2 separate regions of the Homo sapiens genome follow, and region 1 is linked to region 2. A link is an interaction called in ENCODE POLR2A ChIA-PET data of the cell type or tissue named here. Cell type or tissue: Panc1. All regions are shown on one strand. Each heading gives the region's core, and the rest is flanking DNA. Links, peaks and the distances in the headings are about the cores only.

What was found. Peaks named below come from ENCODE experiments on the same cell type or tissue, not always from the same donor. Only the 100,000 strongest peaks of a DNase experiment are listed, where the experiment ranks them.
Region 1: POLR2A ChIA-PET joins it to region 2 with 8 read pairs; 10 of 35 experiments call an interaction of 5 or more read pairs at or near these places.

What each region holds. Positions count from the first base shown.
Region 1 is chr14:50,124,467-50,131,488 of GRCh38, reverse strand. It overlaps SOS2 (SOS Ras/Rho guanine nucleotide exchange factor 2), which reads left to right. Exons shown (of 23, transcript NM_006939.4): 20 at 727-988; 21 at 1,487-1,528. Among named protein-coding and RNA genes, the nearest start is that of VCPKMT, 11 kb to the right of the region's middle. In Panc1, for the core only: no CTCF peak of the experiment used is centred there; no DNase peak of the experiment used is centred there.
Region 2 is chr14:50,053,254-50,060,275 of GRCh38, reverse strand. All of the region lies in intron 2 of LINC01599 (long intergenic non-protein coding RNA 1599), which reads left to right. It also overlaps the pseudogene RPS15AP2. Among named protein-coding and RNA genes, the nearest start is that of LINC01599, 48 kb to the left of the region's middle. RefSeq lists enhancers at 4,095-4,214, 4,265-4,324. In Panc1, for the core only: no CTCF peak of the experiment used is centred there; no DNase peak of the experiment used is centred there; H3K27ac peaks cover 2,063 bases.

The sequences.
Region 1 (7,022 bases), core at 2,993-5,492, 70 kb before region 2:
AAAATGAAAGTCATGCATAGTTATTTCATAATAGACATTTGCCATGCACTTTTTGAAAACCCCTCATAGATCTTATTCTCATTTTACAAAGGAAAATAGTGAGATTCCAAGGGGTTAAATAAGTTTTTCAAGGCTGCATAGCTAGATATTGGCACAGTTGAGATCTTAACTCAAGTTTTCTGATCTGAGTTCTGTGTTTTTTATTTGATTACTCCTGCCAGAACTTGAAAAATGGGACAGAGGTGATGGTGGGAGACAATGATAGGAATTTTCTCCAAAGATTTTTAAAGCATCAATGTAGAGGTTGATCATTTAGTATAGGAAGGGGAAAAAATGATCTTTTTTTTTTCTGAAGCATATAGCATAATATGTTTCATAAATTATGTTCCCAGTAAATGTTTGTAAAATCTATATAGATATTTTCAAAGAGAAGTTTAGGTTCATATGTTTTAGGAGTAAAATGTGATTTTCACATAAAATTTCAAGAATTTTATTTCTGCAGTGCTGAAAAGAGACTTACTTATATTCCAATTCATTTTAAAATTAAGCCAGTCAAATCCAGAAGATTCTACTAGAATGATACAGGCTGTCATTGCAGACTGAAGGACTGCACGCTTAAGAACTGTATGCTTAAGAACTAATAAGACTAATAAGGTAGCTCTAAGTCACAGAAACAAATTGTTGTCTATGCAAATTTGTGACATTAATTATGTTTGCTTTTCTCAGCCTAGGAAATCAACTTTTTCCTTAAAATCTCCTGGAATAAGGCCTAACACAGGCCGACATGGCTCTACCTCAGGTACTTTACGAGGTCACCCAACACCATTAGAAAGAGAACCATGTAAAATAAGCTTTAGTCGGATTGCTGAAACTGAGCTGGAATCAACAGTGTCAGCACCAACCTCTCCAAATACACCATCTACTCCACCAGTATCTGCTTCTTCAGACCTTAGTGTATTTTTAGATGTGGATCTCAACAGCTCCTGTGGTAAGTATTTGATGTAAACCGCTTGGTAAAAAAGGAATCCTGTGTCTCAGATAATTCTTATCATTTTAATTAGGGAACTATAGAATCCTTTGCAAACTATATTAGTGTGAAAAGTGATATCTAAATGTGAAAATAATGATTAATACAAGAAGTAGAGCATAATTTGTGCATTGTTGATGCATATTATCTTCTAATTTACTCATTCAACAAAGATTTGTTTAGTACCTTTTGGGTCCCACTACCAGTCTAAAGGGAGCAATAGATGATGAATAAGAAAACAAATAGATAAGTTCTGTGATAGAGGGGGAACCACTTAATGCTAAGAAGGAAAACCATTCTAGATACAGAAGGTTCTGAGTTAATTTTTTAAAAAACTAACATGGCAAAAGATGATGATAAAATTCTGCACTGTGTATTACGTATTATTTATGGAAACATTTAAAAAATAATACCTACATGTTACCTTCCTTTTCAAATTAATTTTTCTTATTCCAATAGGCAGCAATAGCATCTTTGCTCCAGTGCTTTTGCCACATTCAAGTAAGTATAATTTAAGTTGATTCTTAATGAAATGACTGTAAAGATAATAATCTGGTTGATTATATTTGAGTATTTTGAGTTTTGGCAATATTAAAGAACAAGAAAAGTTATAAATAAATTTAATTATTTGCTTACAACTGTGTACTACTTAAGCTTCACTATAGTTTATTTTCATCATTTTTTATGATCTGTTCTAAGGGCTGTATGGCCTTGAAGAAATTACTTACCTTCCCCACACTTGTTAAGGATTAAATGAAATAACTGTATAGAACACCTAGCCGGGTGTGGTGGCTCACGCCTGTAATCCCAGCACTTTGGGAGGCCAAGGCAGGTGGATCACGAGGTCAGGAGTTCAAGACCAGCCTGGCCAACATAGTGAAACTCTGTCTCTACTAAAAAATTACAAAAATTAGCCGGATATGGTGGTGCACGCCTGTAGTCCCAGCTACTCAGGAGGCTGAGGCAGGAGAATCACTTGAACCCAGGAAGCAGAGGTTGTGGTGAGCTGAGATCAGGCCACCACACTCCAGCCTGGGCAACGGAGTGAGACTCCATCTCAAAAAAAGAAAACAACAAAACAAACAAACAAAAAAACACCATCTAAAATATTGCTTGGCATAGAATGAATAGTAATTTCATGTCAGTTGTCTTTCTTCCTTACCCTTTTCAAATCATTTTCCCATGGCAATAATATAGTAAATGTTTATCAGGTTCCCGGGATATCCTCAGTCACTTATTTTTTTTTACATCATCTTATTTAATTAAAGCAGTAAATTTTAAGTAAAGCACTATTCTATCATTCCTAATTATTTCATAATTTATAACTTTTAATGCTGTAAACTTTCTTTCTGTGGTCATTTGTTTAAAACAAAATAACTCAAAAATGAACACAGCACCTTTGGGTATAATTCTCTCAATCTGGAGAACATCTGCTTCGAGCATAGTAAAATATATAGTAGCAAGTTTCCCTATCTTATGAGAAAAATAAGCTTAGTCTTTTAAATGTTTAATTTTATATTTTAGGTTAAAAAATTTTTATCTGGCCAGGCACAGTGGCTCATACCTGTAATCCTACCACTTTGGGAGGCTGAGGCAGGAGTATCACTTGAGGTCAGGGCAACATAGCAGTTCAAGACTAGCCTGGGCAACATAGCAAGACCCTGTCCTCCCTACCAAAAAAAAATTTATCAAAGTGACATATTAATAGAATTTAAAAGGGAAATAGTGCTAAGACACTTAAAATGAAATTAACAGTGGTTCTCTACCTCAAGTCTCCCCACTCCTTTTCTTGTTCTCCAAGGACACTTCCACATTTCTAAATGATGTTTTTGTAGTCTCTCTTGAGTCATTAATTTTAGACAATGTTTACTGATCTCCTCTTATGGTGGATGAGAATTTCATGTCTACCCTGCCTATACTTAACCACATTTGGGGCAAATATTATTCACTGCTATGCTTCCTTTCTTGTATAGCTCTGTTTCCTGGAGTTCATAATTGCCTCATTAATGTTTAGATTTGTTTGTTTGTTTAGGTTTGTTTGTATGTTTGTTTAGCACCTTTCCATGCCCTTTCATAGCAGTTTTCCATAAAGTCAGGCAAATCAGGGAACCTAGCAGGGTTTTCCTTTTTCTTTTCTTTTCGTTTCCCTTTCCCTTTCCCTTCTTTCTTTCCTAGAATCTTCCTTCCTGGTGCCTTTTTGTCCCCCGTTCCAGTTTGGACTGGTTGATATTCAGGTATTGACCCTGCTGTCATCCTAGAACTTTCTTTCATTGTCATCCTAGAAATTCCCTTTGCCTCCCTCCTGTGTTGGATCCTTGTTTTTGGATTCCTCATCTTCTTTCTTGATATGCTCCCTGATTTTAATAGGAGTAGCTCCTTTAGTAGCTACGTGAGAAAAGATAATACATATGACTTAAACTTTTTAAGTTATTGCATATATGGAAACCTATTATACCTTTTTTTGTTTATTTTGTGGAAGCCTATTATACATTTAATTGTTAATAGTTTAGCTGGAAATAGAATGTAAAAAATAATTTGACTCAGAATTTTGAACTCATTTTCCTCCACGGTCTTCTGCCTTTCATAATTCCTGCTGAAAAGTCTAATACCATTCATTTACTTACTCAGTACATAATTTTTAAATGCCTGATAATGTGCAGGCACTATTCTAGATGTGAGAGTGATAGCAGTGAATGAAATAGACAAATATCTTTCTCTCAATGATCCTACAGTTTCAATCTTTTTTTAAACTTAGAGCATACTTAACAGTAGCAGAGGACCCAATGTCATACAGAGGGACCCAAATATACAGAGCCTTAAATGAAATAGAAGTTTATTCCTCACAATAGCCAGAGCAAGTAAGCAACTCTGCTCCACTGGGTTTTCCAGCTAAGCAGGGCAATTCAGAATTCTCAAGATGTGACTTCCATCTCTGTCTTGAGTACCTGCTGTAGTTGTTACCATTTTCTGGCTAGCAGGAAGATGGAGGGCAAGGAGCTTTGTTATAAAAACATGATCTGGGCCGGGCGCGGTGGCTCACGACTGTAATCCCAGCACTTTGGGAGACCGAGGCAGACAGATCACCTGAGGTCAGGAGTTTGAGACCAGACTGACCAACATGGTGAAACCCCATCTCTACTAAAAATACAAAAATTAGCTGGGCATAGTGGCGTGTGCCTGTAGTCCCAGCTATTTGGGAGGCTGAGACAGGAGAATTGCTTGAACCCGGGAGGTGGAGGTTGCAGTGATCCAAGATCGTGTCATTGCACTCCAGCCTGGGGCGACAGAGTGAGACTCTGTCTCAAAAAAAAAAAAAAAAAAAAGGAGACCTTCTTAGTTACAAAGGAAGCTAAGAAACGTCTCTAACTAGGTAGCCATTTGCCTTACCAAAATTCATGGGATCCTATTACTAAAAGGAAAAAGGGAAAGGTGTACTGGGAAGCAGCAGGCTCTGCCACAATATGTTGAAGAAACTTTTAAGGCATTCTCTTTATTCTTAATAATCTACAGCTTCACAATGAACTGCATTGATGTGGGTATTTTTTTTTTTCATTTTGTCATCTACTTAATGAGCCCTTTAAATTTAGAGATTCGAGTGTTCGATTTCCAGAAAATGCTTCCTGTTGCTTTGGTAATAATTTTTCCCCCAGCATGTTCTCTGACTCCTTTTGTGGAGCTCCTTTTTCTTATTCTCATACATCCTAGATTGATCCTCCAATTTTCTTGTCTTTTATCACCTCTTGTCCATCTCTTTGTCTTCTTGTTCTGTTTTCCTGGAAGATTTCCTCACTTTATCTTTCAGCTCTTCTATTTATTTTCTTCATCTGTCATAATTTTAAATTTCTAAGAATTCTTTTCAGTTACCTCTGATTGTGCCTTTTTTTAATAGCATCCTATTCTAATTTCATGGATGCACTGTCTTATCTCTCTTAGGATAATAATTATAGTATTTTTAAATTTTATTTTTAATCGACAGATAATTGTATATGTTTATGGGGTACAATCTGATGTTTTGATACATTGTGGAATGATCAAATCAGCTAAGTTGCATATCCAGTGGCTGGGCAGGGTTGGACCAGGAAAGGGGAGACTTTAGTCAATGGATGCAAAGTTTCAGTGACTATAGTTAATAATAATGTATATCTCTGGATAGATAAAAGAGAAGATTTTAAATGTTCTCACCACAAAGAAATGATGAATATTTGAGATGATGAATAATTACAGTATTTTTGAAAAAAAATTTGTTTTGTTTCTAGTGTTGTCTCTTTTCTGACCTCCTTTCTTGTATTAGTTGTAGTCTCTTGTCTTTCATATTGGAGGCTTTCCTTTCTTGTCCAGTAGTATTTCTGTTCATATTTTAGAATGAGGGGGAAACTGATGGGAAGTGCTGTATCTATATCCATGGCACTTATTGACTTGTGGGTTTCACTGTAGAGTGATGGAATGATAATTTTTTACTTAGGAAATCCCCAAATGTTAGAATCTGTAGGCATTTTCTCTAAGAATGTTTAGTTTCTCTAAAGAAGGATCTTTGAATCTTCTGCCTGGGGCAATCTCGCCATGTAGTATGGATATCTGTGTTTTCAGCTCAGACTAGTATCCCAAGTCTGGGGTTTAGATTTTCCGGAGAATAAAACTGCCAGTCTCCTACAGAGGTGGGAATGAGGTCATTGCCTGGCCTCACTAAGTAGGGGAGAGGAGAATGGGGTTCTAACTCTCCCTTATCCAGACTTAACCAAGTCTTCTGTTTTCATGTCCATGCCTTCCTTTGTACCAAATGCCTTTAGCTCCTGAATCCTTATTTGGTTCTGTGGGGCAGATTTGCTGCTGCTTGTCAGTATTACTCTCTGTAGGGTTTCATCTTCCTCCATCTGTCTCCATATACATTATAATCTACCTTCATGAATTAAAGCTTCAGCTTCATATATTTCCTGGCTTTATTGAAGTTTGTTGATATTTCTTATTTTTCTTGTTGTTCTGTGGTGGAAATGTCATTACACTATTAGTTTCTTAGTACTGCCATAACAAAGCACCACAAACTGAGTAGCTTAAAAGAGCAAAAATGTATTGTCCCACAGTTCTGAAGGCCAGAAATCCAAAATCGAGATGTTGGCAGGGCCATGTTTACTCTGAAACTTGGAGAAGAGAATCCTTCCTTGCTTCTTCTACCTTCTGGCATTTGCTGGCAATCCTTGGCATCTCCTGATTTGTAGATGCCTCACTTCAGTCTTTGCCTCCATTGTCATATGGCTGTCTTCTCGCGGTATGTTTCTTTATTTCTTCTCCTCTTCTTATAAAGACACTGGTCATGTCATATTGGATTTGGATCCATTTTAATGACCTCATCCTAACTTCATTACATCTGCAAAGACTATATTCCAAATAAGGTCACAATTATAGGTACTAGGTTATGGGACTTCATCATATCTTTGGGGGAACACAATTCAACCCATAACACTGTGCCATCGTAGAAGTAGGAATTCTAGACATTATTTTGAATGGTAGTAAAATACATTTTCCATATAAGAAAATTTTACATTTTGAAATTTAATAGAAAATTGAGAATAACTGCATTAAATTCTGAATATTCTAAAATAAATCCCCAAAGAAAATAAAATATTCATAGCAAGTATGAAAAGTACTCAGATGAAATGAGAAAAATGGCAAGACTCCATTCACAATGAACATGGGTACTTCACATCAAAGGAAGTATACCTTGTAAAGAAACATAGATAATTATAGATAGTTCAGCATCATTAGAAATCTGAGGAATTTTACACAATAGTGAGTTGCCATTTTAGTCTTTTGAATTAATGTATTTTTTTTTGTTTTAGTACGAGCAAGCCTATGGTAAAAGGCACATTACTTATCCCCATGTAAATTGGTATATTAGTATAACCCTTTTGGAATCTGAATACAACATATCAAACCATAAAAATGTTCACACCCTTTGATGTTACTGATTCAGTAGATAATTGAATACTTAGTTTGTACC
Region 2 (7,022 bases), core at 2,265-4,764:
GATGAAGCCCGCACACCCATGCCTTCATCAAGCAGCAGGCACTGCCAATGCGTTTTTGAGCTACAGATTTGTATTCCCAGCAATCTGTGAGATTCTCCCCCTAGATCCTCGCAAAGCTTCTGAATTTATCGAGTTCAAAACAGAACACCCAAACTGGCTTGTCTTGTATTCTCTTTCAGTTAAGGCTGCCTTCCCTAGTCCCCCTAGTTAGAAACCATTGGCTCATCCTTAACCCTCTGCTGCTCTGCCCTCTCCCTCCCGAGTCTGATTGATTCTCCCTCCTAGCTCTCCCCTCAGTGCCTGGAGTGCATGGGTCTGACCCAATGGGTGGTTGGCAGGGGTAGGAGTGGGAGTTGGGAGGAGCACATGACCCAAGCTGAGCTCATTAGATCCCAGGGTTTTTCTAGCTGCAGCAGGCTCTTTTCTCTCTAGATGCTTGCTGGAAGGCTGGGAATCCAGAGGGGCCTGTGGCCATGCATCTGCAGCCTGGCAAAGCCTGCCTGCAGCAGCGAGGGGACATGCTGCAGGGAGAAGCCATGATGAGTGGTGGAGAGAGACTTCCTGAGGGGACAGAGCTCCCAGTACAGCTGTCCCCAAACCAGGTCCACCCCCTGCCCCCATCCATCCTTCACAGGCCACCAGGATTCTTTTCCATGTTCTCCAACTTTTTGTTTTAAAAAAATCCAACTACAAAGAAGTTGACAGAATAATTCAGTGAATACCTACATACCCTTCACCTAGATTCACCAGTTATTAGCATTTAGTGACAGTTATGTTCTCTTTTTCCCTATATATTCATGTATGTGTGTTTTTTCTGAACCATTTGAAAATAAGTTGCTGATGCCATGACACTTCTCCCCTACATATTTCTGCATGTATTGCCTAAGAATGCGAACATTTTCCCCACAGTCACAATACCGTGATCACATTCAAGAAATTTAACAGGGCTGGGCGCTGTGGCTCATGCCTATAATCCCAGCACTTTGGGAGGCCAAGGCAGGTGGATCACGAGGTCAGGAGTTCAAGACCAGCCTGGCCAACATGAAACCCCATCTGTACTAAAAATACAAAAAATTAGTCAGGCGTGGTGGCAGGCACCTCTAATCCCAGCTACTTGGGAGGCTGAGGCAGGAGAATCGCTTGAAACCAGAAGGCAGAGGTTGCAGTGAGCCAAGATCACGCCACTGCACTCCAGCCTGGTCAATAAGATTGAAACTCTGTCTAAAAAAAAAAGGAAAAAAAAAGAAAAGAAATATTAACAATGATATAATAATATCTAATATTAATATATATCCACATTCAATTTTGCCAAGTGGAATTTGTTTATGGATATAAGATATTATGATAGTTTTTTTTCCCTTTTCAATTCAAGAGCCAATCATGGATAACAAATTGCATTTAGTTGTCTTATCTGTTTAGCCCCCGTAACCTAGAATTGTTTTCCTGTCCTTTTTTATATTTCATCATATTAGCATTTTTTGTATCCTTCAATTTGGATTTGCTTTTTCCTCATGATTAGAGTCATGCTGTATATTTTTAACAGAGATAACACTGGATTCTTTTCAGTGTATCACATTAAGAGACACATGATGTCAGTTATTGGTGTGTTAAGTTTGATCACCTTGTTAAGGTGGTGTCTGCCAGATCTTTTCATTGTAAAGGTACAATTTTCCCTTGATACATGGGAATAATTACATATATATATATCTGTTCTTGTAAAGTGGAAATTAAGTATATGTTCTTATGCTGGTTCCCTTGGCTCCAATTTCCACAGGTCAACATAAAGAAGGCCCAGTTGCACCTGCACACACAGTGGGTTGTGTTAGAGGGGAGGAATGCTGAGCTTAGAGAATCAGCATCTTTTATGATAGGCAATAAGTCTCTGACCTCTTCTGCAGAAGACATTATCTTTCTTATACTAGGCACTAAGCATGCCTGTACTTTGCTCCAAAGGGAGAGTCTTGTCTTCCAAGGCTATTTGCTATTCAAATGCCTTTGGAAAGAGATTCCAGAACAGAGGCAGTGAGTGCTCCTGCTCATAAGACACCCACAAATGCTAGAGACGCATGGAGAACTGTCTCCCAACAGATCCTGAAAAATTATCTTTCTACAACACAATCCAGTCATGTTATTCCCCTGTTGTGGCTGGTGGCCTCCCAATTCCTAGTCTCTGCACCTTCAGTAGCAGAGACCCCCACCTCCCCTGACCCACAGCTGTGCACATGGCTTTCCAGAATTTGGTCTGTGTTTCCCATCTTCTCTCTCAGCAAGGTGTGGCTGTATGATTAAGTTCTGAGCAAGAGGCTTTAAGAATAAGTAAGTGTGCACAACTTCTGTAAAATGCCCTTAAATGATAGTGTGCCTTAAAGGATAGGGAGCACGCCTTTCTCCTTCTCTTTCCTTCTTTGTACAACATAAAGTAGCAACCTCCCTCCTCCAAGGCACTTGCTAATTCTCTCTCTGCCTTGTTTGTTTCCACAGAGGTTACACCATTTGACACACTATTTATTTTGCTTATTTTGTATATTGTCTGTCTCTTCTCACTAGCATGTAAACCCCATGAACAGTGCTGGTGCTAGCATTTTTGTATCTGTTGTTGAAATACTGAAATACTTCTGTACCAGTGGGTGGCTGGTCACTCCCCAAGTCCCTGTGTGCTCCCCATGGCACCTCCCAGCTACCCAGCTGTCTTAGTCTTCTTGGGCTGCCATAATAAAATACCATCGACTAGGTGGCTTCAACAACGGAAATGTATTTTCTCACAGTTCCGGGTCCAAGATCAGGGTGCGAGTTAATCTGGTTCCTGGTGAGGTCTCTCTTCCTGGTTTGCAGGCAGCTGCCTTCCTGCTAAGTGCTCACATGGGGAGGGGGGAGAGAGAGTGAGCATGCTCTCTGGTGTTCCTTCTTCTAAAGGACAGTAGTCCCATCAGAACGAGGCCCCCCACCCTTGTGACCTCACCTAACTCATTACCTCCCTAAAAGCCCCATCTCCAAATACCATTGCCCTGAGGATTAGGACTTCAACATAAGAATTTTGGGAGAAACACAAACATTCAGTCAAGAACAATGAAACAGGCCTTGACTCAAATAGTAGGGGGCTCCCAGGACCCCACATCTGCATGAAGGCCAGTGATGCCCTGATCAATCAGTATGCTATACCCCTGAGGTGTTCAACAAATGCTTGTTGCATGAACGCATGACAGAGCCTAGGATGGCGCCAAGCCATTCCATTGTCCATCCCAAACTCAAGAAGAGCTGGAGTCAGGTTCTTCAGTGAGTAAAAATCAGGGAAATTACCAAGCAGCACTTCTCTGCTATTTTTAAACAAAGGACTTCTTTCCTCAAACCCTTCCTATTCCTATCTCATCCCACCCCGGCGGAAGAGGAAATGACTGAGCAGAAACATAGAAGGGGAATCATTTTTTCCCCCTGAGACAATCCATTACCAGGCCCTTCCCTATATCAATTATAGGATCAGCAAGTGCAGGAGAAGCAACACTGCACGGGTGTGAGTGCCGGGACGGGAACACGCAGGCTACCGTCAGCTCAGAGCCACACACATCTTCTCACTGCCTGGTGTGAGTGCCACACGGGAACACGCGGTCCACCGGCCAGTTCAGAGCCACACACATCTTCTCACTGCACTGTGTGACTGCCGGGATAGGAACATGCGGTCCACTGGCCAGCTCAGAGCCACTCGTAACTTCTCCCTCCCTGCACGGTGTGAGTGCTGGGACAGGAACACACAGGCTAACGTCAGCTCAGAGCCACTCACATCTTCTCGCTGACCTCACCTCTCAGGAGTTCCATTCTGCACCAAGGCGATGGAGCAGTTTAAAAGCCTGTATCTGTCACATTTTTAAATGTGCAAGCCTGGTGAACCAAGTGATTCCTCGTTCTGGGATCTACCTTTGAGAAATGCTCACACGCATGCTCAGGGAGGCATTGCTTCCAACAGCAAAAGCAGTTTAAGTAATCTAGATGTCTAGCAGCAGGGAAACAACTAATGGATGTATTGCTAGAGAACACACTATGGGTGGGGAGACAGGAGGACTGAGGAGGAGAGAGAAGGAGAGGTTTTGGGGCTGAGAGCTTGGTGGGCACGGGCTGCCAGCTGTCCCGGCTTCTGGCAGGCTGCTTGCTGCAGACAAGTGGCCATGGGGAAGTCATCACTCAAGAGCATTCTTGCAGGCTTTGCTGATGCCGATGCACGTGCAGCATGGGAGGAGGTGCAGGCCTGGTTTGACCTAACCATGGGTCCGTCTTTAATCACTATTAAAAGCAGTCATTGCTGCCCTCCCTGGTGGCACTGGAGTACTGAAAGTGTAATGGAAAGAAATTAAACTAAAAGTAATGTCTTAAACCTATTAATTTAGAATGGCCAAAAGGAAAAGAAGCCCACAGGAAAGAACTCTTGCCTTTATTTCCCATTAAATGAGCCAAAGAAAACTCTTTCCTTCAAATGACTGAACCCAGCCATTCTTCTAGCTCTCATTGTTCTCTGGTGTTTGCAAAGGGCACTATCTGGCTGCACGGCTGTGCCAAAGAGCTCTCAGGACAGTCGTTTAACTGAGGAAAACAGCATGGCGGACCCAGTTTTGCTCACCGTGTCTGCAGGGAGTTAATAAGAACTCCAAGAAAAAATAAGTCTGGGCCGAGCGCAGTGGCTCATGCCTGAATTCCCAGCACTTTGGGAGGCCAAGGCGGGTGGATCATTTGAGGTCAGGAGTTCAAGACCAACCTGGCCAACATGGTGAAACCCTGAATCTACTAAAAATACAAAAATTAGCCGGGCATGATGGTGCACGCCTGTAATCCCAGCTACTCAGGAGGCTGAGGCGGGAGAATTGCTTGAACCCGGGACGCAGAGGTTGCAGTGAGCCGAGATCCCACCACTGCACTCCAGCCTGCACTCCAGAGCGAGACTCTTGTCTCAAAAAAAAAAAAAAAAGTCTGGGAAGCACTGGGTTAAAACAAGTAAAATACCAGCCGGGCGTGGTGGCTCACACCTGTAATCCCAGCACTTTGGGAGGCCGAGGTGGGCGGATCACAAGGCCAGGAGATCGAGACCATCCTGGTTAACACGGTGAAACCTTGTCTCTACTAAAGAATTCAAAAAATTAGCGGGCGTGGTGGCGGGTGCCTGTAGTCCCAGCTACTTGGGAGGCTGAGGCAGGAGAATGCCATGAACCCGGGAGGTGGAGCTTGCAGTGAGCTGAGATCACGGCAGTGCACTCCAGCCTGGGTGACAGAGTGAGACTCTGTCTCAAAAAAAAAAAAAAAAAAAAAGAAGTAAAATACCTTTCTTTACAATAGAGCCTTAAACATATTAATGTGCAATGCAAATCTTCAAGAAGGGTATGGAAAACCGTGTTGGTTTCCTGCTCAACATTCCTTGCCGCACGCCTTTGCTGAGAGACCCTCAGTTTTGTTGGTTTATAGCACCTGTGTGTCTCATGGGCTCCTCCCTGGTCCCAGGATGAAATGTTCACAGGTCGGAGCCATTTTCCTTCAGTAACTGCTTTAGTTATAGCCATGTGCTGTGGTCCTGCATGTAACGAATGCAAAGACGATCGGCCCTGGGAACCTCTAGGAAGGATTTCTTGGCTCTTAAAACATGACACAGGATGAGTACTTGCCCCTTCCTGCCTTAGGACATTGTCATGTGAAGACATGGGCTTGGCGCTACTGCAGTCCTGTTGGAATCATGAGGGAAAAGCCAAGAAAATCTCAGAGAAACTGGTCTTGATCTTTGATGCTGTTAAGTTGCTGCATTAACCACCCCAGAATGGCCCTTTGGGTTTGTCACTTTGTAGTTTAGGCCTTAGGGTATCCTGTGATGTTCAGCTCACAGCATCCTGAAACCAAGGGGCACATAAAGTGCTGACAGTGCCCAACCAATTCATCTGACCACAGAAGGTCCCCCCAGACTAGGCCTCTACTGAGAATGCCTTGGGAAAGGCTGACAGAGTGAGGAAGATGGAGGTGAAGGGCAGATGCTCCAGGCTCTACCCTAGGTTCTAAAAATCACGTGAGCACCTGGGCCTCATTTTCAACTGTGTGAAAAGAACGTGCCAACTAAAACAACAGAAGTCAAGCATCTAATACAGTGCATGTCACATGGTAGGTGTGTCATACATGAAGAGCTGTCATTCATCAAATGGAAGTGGGGAGGGGAGGAGTAGTCCAGTTTCCAAGTCTCATTTATGCCTGAGAGATCTTTGTAACTATTCCAAAAATAATAAGTGTTCCTTGACCCCATACCCATTTAGAGAACTCTCTCACCTCATTCAGCAGGAAAAAAGGGAAAATAAAGATTCCACAGATGTCCTAGGCAAGCATGCTAACTCCCGGGCCCCTAGTCCCTCACTCCTCTGCTAGAGCGAGCTGCGACCAACTCCCTGGATGGCCAGAATACTTCTGTGTCTGCTAATGGCTCTGAAACACTCCTCAGTGAGAACGTCCACATGTACTAGATACCCAGTTTGCTGCAGAGGAGAAATCTCCACTCTAGGCACTCATGGGGATGCCAAGGGGATTGAGTTCCTCCTCGTCCAGAGCTCTGGCTGAGACTCAGAGCAGCAGCCGGCAGACAACTGACCTGGGGCTTTGCTCACTCTCTTCTCTCTCTCTCTCTCTCTCTCTCTCTCTCTCTCTCTCTCGGTTTTGTTTATTGAGGGAAGCATTTAATTTGTAATCATGTATTTCATCCCCAGAAAAAGAATCCCAGGGTTTTCTCTCCTCTGTGCCTTTCTCGTGCTTCCTCGTGGTCCATGATGCCAGCTTCAGTCATCAGGTCAATAAAACCAAACTGATGGGATGGAGACTAATCTGCCATTTTTCTAGGTCTTTGAGTTGCACAGTAAATCTGGAGATGATCACTGCACATTTATTTAGCCTGCCTGTGAGGGTCACAACAATTTTCTCAGTTCTAGGATCAACGACGATTTCAAATTTTCCAAAGTTATCAAGCTTCATCATCACAATGAGAAACCAGATGATGATATTGGAGCACAGCCTAA